2 separate regions of the Mus musculus genome follow, and region 2 is linked to region 1. The links are chromatin loops, found by intact Hi-C in ENCODE. Cell type or tissue: left cerebral cortex. All regions are shown on one strand. Links, peaks and the distances in the headings refer to the core of each region. The heading gives the core; the rest is flanking DNA.

Region 1 (5,384 bases), core at 73-5,072:
CTTTAGTTGTTAAACTTTAGATATTATTTCTACTAGATATAGCAGTTTTCTTCATGTTAAATTTATATTCTGATGGTTCTTAAAGGAAACTCATGTTTACAATGCCTTGTCTACCTAGCATTTTTTGGAAAAGAAACCCAAGTGAAATCTAATGCTTTAAAAGGTGTTACTTTTTTTTTTTTTTTTTTAAAAGACAGTATTTTGATAATTAAAACATTTTGGGATAACTGCTATAATTTCACCATGACGAAACAAGTATTAAAAAATGGTTCAGAAGTACTTGGCTACTTTTCCCTCCCAGAGTCTAGTAAAGCTCATGTGAAGGGACACCTGTTCTGATCAGAAAGACATCTTATATTCATTCCTTTACCTGTAAGCACTCAGTAAACTCGTGGACTCATTTTGAAGACATACCAGAACCCTTTCCAGCACTGCCCATCATGAGAGCAACAGCTGAGTTCTGCCCTCAAAGAAGGTCTAAGTAATTTATATCAGTGCTCAAGAATAATTTTGGACATTGTGGCTCATAGCCTGGAGCTGTCTGTAAAACTATGGATAATTTCAAAGGGCTGGGTTAGACTGCGGTTTGCCATGTCTTGTTTGTTTGAGAAAGGGAAGAACAGGGAAGGCGAAAAGGAAGAGGCAAGAAAGGCTGATAGACAGCAAGAAGGCAGGCAACGCTGCTATGAACACGCTGCTCTTTAACAAGCCACACACATACTGCTGAGATTTTCATCATTTTAAGTACATTATCATAACATTAAAAAGGGAAAAAAATGTTAAGAAAATGTATCTAATCCTCAAAGTTATCACGAGTATGCTGGAATTGTTTGGCTTTTAAAAAATATAAATAATAAAGACACTGACTTTTTTGTGCTTGTGAAGCTAATAGATCACCTCCACGAAACAGGCAGCAATGATGAATTGCAATACGTTATTACTGAAGGGAAAAGGTTCAAGCCAATATTCACACTGCAGTCAATGAAAGAGTATGGGGCCAAAGCAGTGAGCTTCTGCAGGAGGGTTGAAAGATGCCAGGGGGATTAGCAGGAACAGCCGCCTTCATTGACTGGTTGCTCCTGAGGCTTTTCCAGTTTTATGTCAATCACTGAAACAAAAGTTAAGGAGTTGTATACAAAAGTACAAGTCTAACTGTTGAATTCTGACATCTCTGACAAGCCCCTTATACTTGATTTCAGAACCTATTCAGTCATATATTCTCTCTCTCTTTGTTTTCCAAGACAAAGTTTCTGTGTAATAGCCTTGGCTGTCCTGGAGCTCACACTGCAGACCAGGTTGGCCTCAGCTCAGAGATCCACCTTCAGAGTATACACTGAAGCTGTACAGATGGTTGTGAGCCTTCAACTGCTTGTTGGTAATTGAATTTAGGACTTCTGCTCACTCCGTAAACCCTACTCACTCTGGTCACTCCACTCGGTAAGTCCCTGCTTGCTCCCACCCAAAGATTTATTTATTATTATAAATAAGTGCATTGTAGCTATCTTCAGATACACCAGAAGAGAGTGTCAGATCTCATAACCAGTGGTTTTGAGACACCATGTGGTTGCTAGGATTTGAACTCAGGACCTTTGGAAGAGCAGTCAGTGCTCTTACTCGCTGAGCTATCTCACCAGCCTGAAGAGGACATTTCTTTTTTGTTTTTTAAATAGCTGATTAATTTATTATTTTTAAAAAAATTTTTACTAGGTATTTTCCTCATTTACATTTCCAATGCTATCCCAAAAGTCCCCCATACCCTCCCCCCCCTACCCTACTCACCCACTCCCACTTTTTGGCCCTGGAGTTCCCCTGTACTGGGGCATATAAAGTTTGCATGACCAATGAGCCTCTCTTTCCACTGATGGCCAGGCCATCTTCTGATACATATGCAGCTAGAGACACGAGCTCTGGGGGTACTGTTTAGTTCATATTGTTGTTCCACCTATAGGGTTGCAGATCCCTTTAGCTCCTTGGATACTTTCTCTAGCTCCTCCATTGGGGGTAAAGATGACATTTCTTAAAGAATTATATATAGTAAGTATCTGACCATATCCTACAAAATAACTCAAATAAGGGGAAATTTTAATTTTAAATGTTACTCTAACTCAGTAGAACTTACTGTTATTAAAAGTAATAAATACTTAGAAATAAAAATCATTGACTACAGTGTCATGAAGTCTTCAGCTTAATAAATGTCTTTATAAGAGAAAACAGTAGAAGGTAAATACAATGAAAACCACCAATCAAAACTCTTAGAAATCATTAAATGTGTTTCATTACATCCTTTTTCTAAACTAAGAAGCTATGATACAGTTCCATTCTGAGTTATTTCTTGTGCCAAGTTTGGGAAAATCTGGGATACAAAAATGCAACTTCAGGAGACAGGGGATTTTAAGTTTTTTGCTTATTAAACAGCAAGTGAGGAAGCTAGGAGATAATGTTTCAGCAGCTAAGGGGGCTTGGTGAGCTTCAGAGGATCTGAGTTCAGTTCCAAGCACTCACACTAGGTGGCTCACAACTATCTGAAACTCCAGCTCCAGAGGATCTTATGACCGACCTCTTCTGGCTTTTGTGGGCATGCATGTACACAATCTTTGGGGGGGGGGGTGGTAAGGGAGAGCAGGAGACTTAAAGCTGAGCCTAGTTGGCAGTGTGCTTTGCAGGCAAGACACCCTGGGTAAACCCTGGGCAAAACTCCCAATACCACATTAAGAATATTTTTTTTTTGGTACATGTAATCTTTGTACTCTGACAGTGAAGGGTCAGATGTTTGGGACCAGGCTGAAATCAAGACTGTTTCAAGACAAAAACCAAATTAGACAAAACAAACTCTACCCTATCACATCCTCACAGAAAGGGAAAGGAGCAGGTGAACAAACAACAAAATCTGAGTAAGAAGCCAGGTCCATCTGGATAACTAGGCCTAATTTGCTACAGAACTCCTGAGTTTATGTGCACCCAAGACACCAATCTCTACATTCAAGGTAATAGTCTACTATGACAGTTAATTTTGGTTGGCAACTTGACTAAACTCATAACATCAGGAGATAAGCTTCTGAGTGCTTCCAAGGAGATCTAAGGTGGGAAGACCCACACTGGATATGGGTGACATCATTTCATGGGCTGGGGTCCTGGACTAAATAAGAAGAAAAAGAGCAGAATACCAGCATTCATGTTTTCTTCCTGACTGCAGAAGCACCATGACCAGCTGCCTCAAGATCGTAGATCGTGAGAGAGTTACTCTGCTTTGCATCTTCCCCACCATGGTGGGTGGGCCATGCCCTTAAACAGTGGGGCAAAACAAACCCTTCCACTCTCAGCTCCTTTTGTCTGGTGTTCTGTCCCACAATAGGTAACTAATAAGCCACAAGTATGGCTCCAAAAAATAGTAGTGACAGTCAATGTTTGTTCTCAGTTTGTTTTTGCTTTTGTTGAGACAGGATCCTTCTACAAAGACCTGGCTGTCCTAGAATTCACTGTGCAGACCAAGCTCGCCTCAAATTCAAAGATTTGCCTGCTTCTGCTTTCCCAGTGTTGGGTTAAAAACATGTGCCACTATGCTTGGCAACAGAAAAATTGTCTTAAAAAGCAAAAAGGATACTGTCTTCTCTGCTTCTGTCCTGTGTGCTTTCCATTCCAGGTAAAGCTGCAGCAACACGCCGGAAAAGCTGTGAGAAGAGAGGTATTAAGCTGACGACCATAGGATGGCAAATAGGTTATTCCTCACTTAGATGACAGAATCAAGAAAGCAAGTTAAGACCTTAAAATAATTGATAGTAAGGTTTTGTTACTGTCATCTTACAGCTAGTATATTGTGATAAAAAGTCAATTTAAAAGTAGAATTATAAATATATATACATCCAACATTAGCACACCAAAAAATAAAATGTTTAATAGATCTGAAACTATATATAGTAAAACAGGAATAGGGCAAGGAAAAACGTTGCTTTTCACATACACCAGACAGTAGATGCCAGGATGCACGAGAACTGTTTTGCTCCCAGACACTTTACCTATCTCAGTTTTTAACCCTCAACTCCAAATTGATGTAATATGCAGTACCTATCCTTACCTGCCCTCCACCAATCCTACCCCAATCTTACTAAAATCAAAGTCTACGCCATACTATCTGTGGCAACTGTATTATGAATTGGATAGTGTAAATTCTACACGGTGGTGTAATCAAACAGCTGTAGTTGCTCTTTAAGTCAATATCCTACTCAGGGAATAACAGAGCTTACACCAGGCACCCTGACCTCATGGACGATACTAATTCCAGCACATCTAAGACCCACAAAATAAGGACTCCCTTTTCTTCTAAGACCCACAGAATAATGACTCCCTTTTCTTCCCTACTTTTATTAATGTGGATTTTCCTGTGAGTCATTTTGGTTAAAGGTTTGTCTTATCTTTTCAAAACAAACAAACAAACAAACAAACAACAAAAGTCCACTCTTTGTTCTGATGATTCTGTGTATTTCTGTGTATTGTTTGTTGCTGGTCCCCTTTCACTAATTTCTGCCCCATCTTAGTGTTTTCTTTTTTTCCCCTCTACTGATGTAGAATTTGGTTTCTTGTTCTCAAGGCACATCATTAAATTTCTTACTTGAAGTCTCTCTGGTATGTAGGCACTTAGAGATATGTTGTGTTTTGATTCCAGGGATTTTTAAAATTTATTTATTGCTTGATTTCTTCAAGGACCCATTCATTGTTTAATTTCTGTGAGTTTGTGTGCTGTTATTGTTTCTATTGCTGTTTCCTTCAAGCTCAAATATTCTATCCCATCTTTGATCTATTCTGTTACTGAGACTTTCTACAGAGCTCGTTTGTTTGTTTGTTTTTTTAAAGATTTATTACTATATGTAAGTACACAGTAGCTGTCTTCAGACACCCAGAAGAGGGCATCAGATCTCATTAAAGATGGTTGTGAGCCACCATGTGGTTGCTGGGACTTGAGCCAACGAAACGAAAGTTATTAGGCTAAAAAAACCATGCATTCCACTACAATAGGAAATCTAAAAGAAATGAATAAATTTCTAGAGGCATATGATCTACCAATTTACCAAAATGAGATAAACAATTTAAATAGATCCATATCAAGTGAAATTGAAGCAGTAATGAAAAGTTTCCCAACAAGGCTGCCCAAACAAGGCCTGACAACTTCAACAAGAGTTGACACCACAGGCGCCACTCCTAGAAGAGCTATAACAATTTCTTTAAAAAAAAAAAAGATTTATTTTTATTTTATGTATATATGAGTATTCTGTAGCTGTCTTAAGAAGATACCAGTTTTCCTTTATTAGTCTTAACTGCCAAAAAATGAAATGACCTTTAAGACAATGAAACAGATATAATGAGAGTATGGAAGTTCAAAACTTTATACT
Region 2 (5,384 bases), core at 279-5,278, 87 kb after region 1:
GGTTCTATTGTCAATATTAGTATTTCATTCTCTTCAATTTGATGAACTTTTTGGTGAGAGGAATACAGTATTAATACCGTACTTCCTGCTAAAACATTAGTTTATTTTTACCACCACACCTGATCCTCAGTGTCCTCACAGAGGCTCAGATTGTAATTTCATTTACTTACGAAGCTCAGGGGGAGAGGTATCTCACCAAAGCACGGATTGCTGGTAAATGGGAGACTCCAGACACACTGCTCTTTTCCCTGTAGAACTTGGCCTACGGAAGCTAATAGAGTGAGCACAGACTTGGCAGTAGTGATTTCCAACCGAGGTGACTGCCAATCATTCTGTCCCGCGCCGGGGCGGGGGGGGGGGGGGGGTGGGGTCCTGGTGACATTCAATGGATACAGGCAGGAATACACACACAGACCAGTACCCACAGTAAGAAGTGCCCGGTCTGGAGTGTTACTAGTGCTGACCTTGAGAGAAACTTCCAGAACTGGTTAGGTATGCCCTCTTATTTCTCCAGAAAAAGGAAGTGGCCAAGGCTTCCCTCTAAAGCCTGCCTAAGTGCTGGGCTGGATTCCTTTAGAATTGGCTCCTTTTTAGTAGCACCAAATAGATATTATCAGCAGGTTACACTTAGGGAATTGTGTCAGGCAAGTGTGGCTGGGGACATAGAAAGGCACTGAGCACAGTGTGTCCCCTCAGAGTTTAGAGATATCCTGGAGGAGATAAAGGGTGCCTGCTTACTTAACACTGGCGGCAGGTAAGCATCCTCATGGAGTAATGGCTGTACTCACCGATGACCCTGGTTAAAGTGGTGCTGCTGGCTTGAGTGGACACTCTAAACAGCTAACTCTTCCTCTGCAGCTATGCGATGCCTACCAAAACCATGGAAGTGATGCGACTGCCAGACCAAGGCAACAAAATGGTCCTAGACTCCATCCTTACCACCCATGAGCGAGTGGTGCAGGTAAGCACTCAGGGTGCCCAACTGCTTTTACTCCTCTGGCTCCCTCCCTCCATCTTTTTCTCCATCTGTCATTCTTCTCTTACTATTATTGTCTTCCCTCCCTTAAATCAGTGGTTCTCAGCCTTCCTAGTTCTGTGACTTTAACACAGTTCTTCGTGTTGTGATAACTCCCAACCATAAAGTTATCTTCATAAGTATTTCAAAACTGTAATGTTGCTATTGCTATGAACCATAATGTAAATATATGTGTTTTCCAGTGGTCTTAGGTGACCTTATGAAAGGGTTGTTTGACCCTCCCAAAGGGGTCTCAACTCCCAGGTTGAGAACCTTTGCCTTAAATGATGTCTGCATTCCAGAGCTGGGCTCTTGACTCCTCTGCCTCTCCTGTTATGAAATCACATCCATTCCCCAAGCTTCCTTGTATACCAATAACACACAAACCTAGGTGTACACAAATATATAAGCATATATATATATATATGCTTTTGTTGGATCCTCCACAATGTACTCCCTGACCTCACTGCAGGGAAAACTAATTTTTCAGGGGACAACTTCCCTCTTTCTAATCCTTTGAGCCTGGTGCTTGATCCTTCTTTGTCTTTGTTCATTGATCAAATTCCTTACTTTCTTCCGATTAAAAGTCTTTGAGATCCATATTTTTCACTTTATACCCATCCCAATGTGACCATTTACTTTTCTTGCTTTCTTTAGCTGTAATAATTTGTCTTTTCTTCTCTGCAGAGATAGGAGGGTCACAGCCACACCATGATAGAGGTGCCCAGAGTTGTTAGGAGCCCAGCAGCTCTGACATCACCTGCTGCCTTGTAACTTTACCGATGGAGTTAACATGCTGTGCAGTTTACTCATTGAAAGTATACAATTGATAGGTTTTTGTATATTCAAACAGTTATGCAACCATTACTAGTCAGTTATAGAACATTTTCATTACCTCTGAGATAGATCCTGTGTCAGTCAGCAGTTGCTCCTCTTTCCAAGCCCTCCCTAGCCCCTTGCAACCATGAATCTACTTTCTTTCTCTGGATTTATTGTATTTTATATTAGCAGAATTATACAATTTGTGGCCTTTTAATAAAGCATGGTATGATAACACATGCTTGTAATCTGAGCAGTTAGGAGGTTGAAGCAGGAGGAGTGTTGTGAATTTGAGGCTCGCTGGGCTATATACACTGAGATCCTACCTAAATAAACTAAAAATTCCACCTTCCCTCTGGCTGGAATACAGACACGCCCTTAGTACACACCTTTAATCCCAAACAAGGAAGGTAAAGTTTGTAGAAGGAAGTACCATGCTTGAAAGTGATGTCTAATTGAGTGGCAGACAAAGTGACGAATCAGAGAAAGATTTGACAGAATAGGATCTGCCCAACTCAGGAGGTGAGAGAGGAAAGGGAGGCTACTTAAAGACCGTGCAGAGGGAGGGAAAAGAAAGGAGTTTTACCAGAACAGTTATACAGAGACAGGTTACAGAGAGAGCGAGAGAGAGAGAACTAGCTAGACACAGGTGAAGGCAGGACGAGCCACAGCATGAGAAGGAGCCAGAAGGTTAGAGCATAACTGAGGCTAGAAGCTTCCAGGACTAGGCCTAGGTTAGCAGACTGAGGCAGTAAGCCTCAGAGGCAACAATTACATCAGGTGAATAAAAGTTGCAATGATGCACCAGCACCTGGCCAGTGTGGTAAACCTGAATTGCATCAGAAAATCAGTATTGGTCTGGTTGTGACATCCACTGCCTATAGGAACATTGGCCATGACTTTCTCAGCAAACACACACCTTCACAAATAGCCAGAGAAACCCTGCGGGGACTGGGCTCAGAATCCAGCTCTGTGTGTCAGCCTCTCCCTCACTGGAGTTGCAAGGGAGCCCAGGCACTGCTTGCGAATTACCTGGCCTGCAGTACACTCTCTTAGGCATCTCTCTTCATTTGCAGATCAGCGGTCTGAGTGCTACATTTGCAGAGATTTTCTTGGAAGTACTCCAAAGCAATCTTCCAGAAGGAGTCAGATTGTCCGTGAGGGAGGTAGGTACCAGTGTGGGAAGAGGCCCCCTTGTGGCCTACTTATGCTCAAAATGAGAATAAAGAAGTCTCTGCTGCTTAACGTTTGAAACAACAGAGAAATGTGTATTTCAGCCTAGCTGCTATCAAGAGAGGTGTGCAACCTGGTGGTGGGGTGACCATTCACTCTGAGGCCTCTGAGGTATCAGGGATGATGCTGTGTGTACCACAGGAGTTGGCTCCATCACAGAATTGTGACATGACCCATGACCTCCAGATTCTCTCCCTTCAAGTAGCTGTAAAGCAGAAACATGGTTTAAGGTTATAAATGTTATAATGCATCAGAGCATGAGAGCCTCCGGTGCTGCCTTGCCTTAGAGAGATGTTTTATAGACTGACAAGGTGTGTTTGTACCTCCATTGAATGTATCTGGTAAAGAATAGGAAACCTACAGAAATTAACACCGTTAGACTAAATGCTGGGTGTCAGTCAGGCCTAGTTGCCATGACAGCCCTTCTTAGGATACAGTTCCCATTAGGTCATGTTAACCTGGTGTCATCGCCTCATCCAGCTCCCCCCCCCCCCCCCGGTTCTGTCCCTGCTTATCTGGTAGTTATTTCAGTTTTACAGAGATCTGTGGGTAGGGTAAAATGTGCTGGTCATACTAAAAATACTACATGTAATCCCAGCACTCAGCAGGCAGAGCAGTCAGACTGAGGTACTTTACAAACCAGATGGCTTGAGGTCAGGTCCCAGGACCACATTGTGGAAGAAGAGAACTGACTCCCAAATGTTGCCATCTGACTTCCCATGTGGATGCATGCACAACAAAAATAGATGTAATTAAAAACAAAAACAAAATAAACAAATTCCTAGACCTTATGGCTCAGTGATAGTGTTTACCTCATATGTGGAAGGCCCTAGCCACCGCCATGATCATGTGATACGTCTAGCATCCTGACAGTAGTCGCTTACATATCTGTCTTGTCTCAGCACACTAAGAGGAAATGTGCTTTGGCCTTTATTCCTGGTACCCGATTCAGGTCTATATCATGCTACATACTACAAGGGCTGACTGTGAGTGACCCATTGTGGAGCTTACCATGGGCCCTTTTTGAATGCCTGTGTGTGGGGGTAAAAACTGCTCTGTGGTGACTGCCTTTTTTTTCCCCTTGTCCCAGCACACTGAAGAAGACTTCAAGGGAAGGTTCAAAGCTCGGCCGGAACTGGAAGAGTTGTTGGCCAAGTTGAACTAAAAATACTGCAAGCCCTTCATGTGATTGTTGGTCTCCGAGAAGCTGCTCCTGCAAGATCAGGGTTAAGGAGGAGCGTGAATGCTCGTGCTGGGAATGCCTCCTTGCATCTGTGCCCCGGGCTTGCCAGTTACCACTTCCCATAACAAAACCTAGGACCTTCTCCACCTAATAAATGTCTGCTGTTGCCAGTGTGTGTGTGTTTGTGTGTGTGTGTGTGTGTGTGTGTGTGTGTGTGTGTGTGGCTTTGGCTGTGTGTGTTTATCAGTTATCTTGTGAGGTATCTTTAAGGAATTCTGTTTCTCTTTGTCTGAACATGTTCTCATCCTACCATACTGTTTTAGAGTGAATTCATTCTCTAAAACAGTCTGATGTAAACTGATTGTTTGTTTGAGACACTGTCTATCTGTAGCCTTGGAACTTACTATATAGATGGGGGTAGTCTCAAACTCACAGAGATCCACCTGCCTCCTTTCCCCCAATTTCCACCCTCCAAATGCTGGGGTTAAAGGTTGTATGCCATTGTGCCCAATATGAACTCATCTCTTAAAGTAATACTACAGCATGGAGGTTTATGATTAAGTAGAGATTGCAACAAAAGCAAACTCTGTATTGGTCTATTTTTTGTTGCTATAATGAAGTTCCTGCATCTGGGTTCTTTATAAAGAAAAAGGGTTTGACCAATTGTAATAGTACATACCTGTACGTTCAGCACTTAGGAGGTGGAGGATTAGAGTTCAGGGTCATCCACAGGTACAGAGTGAGTTCCAGGACAACTTGGGTCACATGACATACATACATACATATATACATACATGCATACATACATACATAAAAGATGCTTGCTAAATGTGATTGCATGTATCACCCCAGCATCCAGGAGCTTGAAGCAGGAGGATTGCAAGTTTAAAATATTGAGGGGAAGGAAATCTAACAGCAAGCTCTTGCAAGCTGTGAGTGAATCACCAGCTGCCAACTCCCCTCAAAAGTCATAATCCCACCATACAGACCAGAAAACAAGTTGTGTGAAGTTACAGTAGCTTACCAAGGAGAACAACTCACAAGTTTTCTTCCGTAGAAGGCTGGATACAACATGGGCTGTCTGCTTCCCCTTATAAAGGTTGTCCTAAGGAGGAAGGGGCAGATGTTTCAAGC

Evidence for each region. Hi-C counts contacts between places; a loop is a spot of excess contacts. Peaks named below come from ENCODE experiments on the same cell type or tissue, not always from the same donor. Only the 100,000 strongest peaks of a DNase experiment are listed, where the experiment ranks them.
Region 2: a loop joins it to region 1, with 2.3 times the contacts of the local background. A loop is called at or near these places in 3 of 42 quality-filtered maps.

What each region holds. Positions count from the first base shown.
Region 1 is chr7:100,634,979-100,640,362 of GRCm38, reverse strand. Rab6a (RAB6A, member RAS oncogene family) reads right to left here. Exons shown (of 8, transcript NM_024287.4): 7 at 3,602-3,668; 8 at 1-1,108. The coding sequence ends at 1,044. Among named protein-coding and RNA genes, the nearest start is that of Plekhb1, 25 kb to the left of the region's middle. In left cerebral cortex, for the core only: CTCF peaks have their summits at 2,487 and 4,895 (motif pointing right); a DNase peak (open chromatin) is centred at 2,517.
Region 2 is chr7:100,548,156-100,553,539 of GRCm38, reverse strand. It overlaps Mrpl48 (mitochondrial ribosomal protein L48), which reads left to right. Exons shown (of 8, transcript NM_198831.3): 6 at 859-961; 7 at 2,911-3,000; 8 at 4,158-5,384. The coding sequence ends at 4,232. Among named protein-coding and RNA genes, the nearest start is that of Gm39059, 6.7 kb to the right of the region's middle. In left cerebral cortex, for the core only: a CTCF peak has its summit at 3,044 (motif pointing left); a DNase peak (open chromatin) is centred at 3,004; H3K27ac peaks cover 1,077 bases.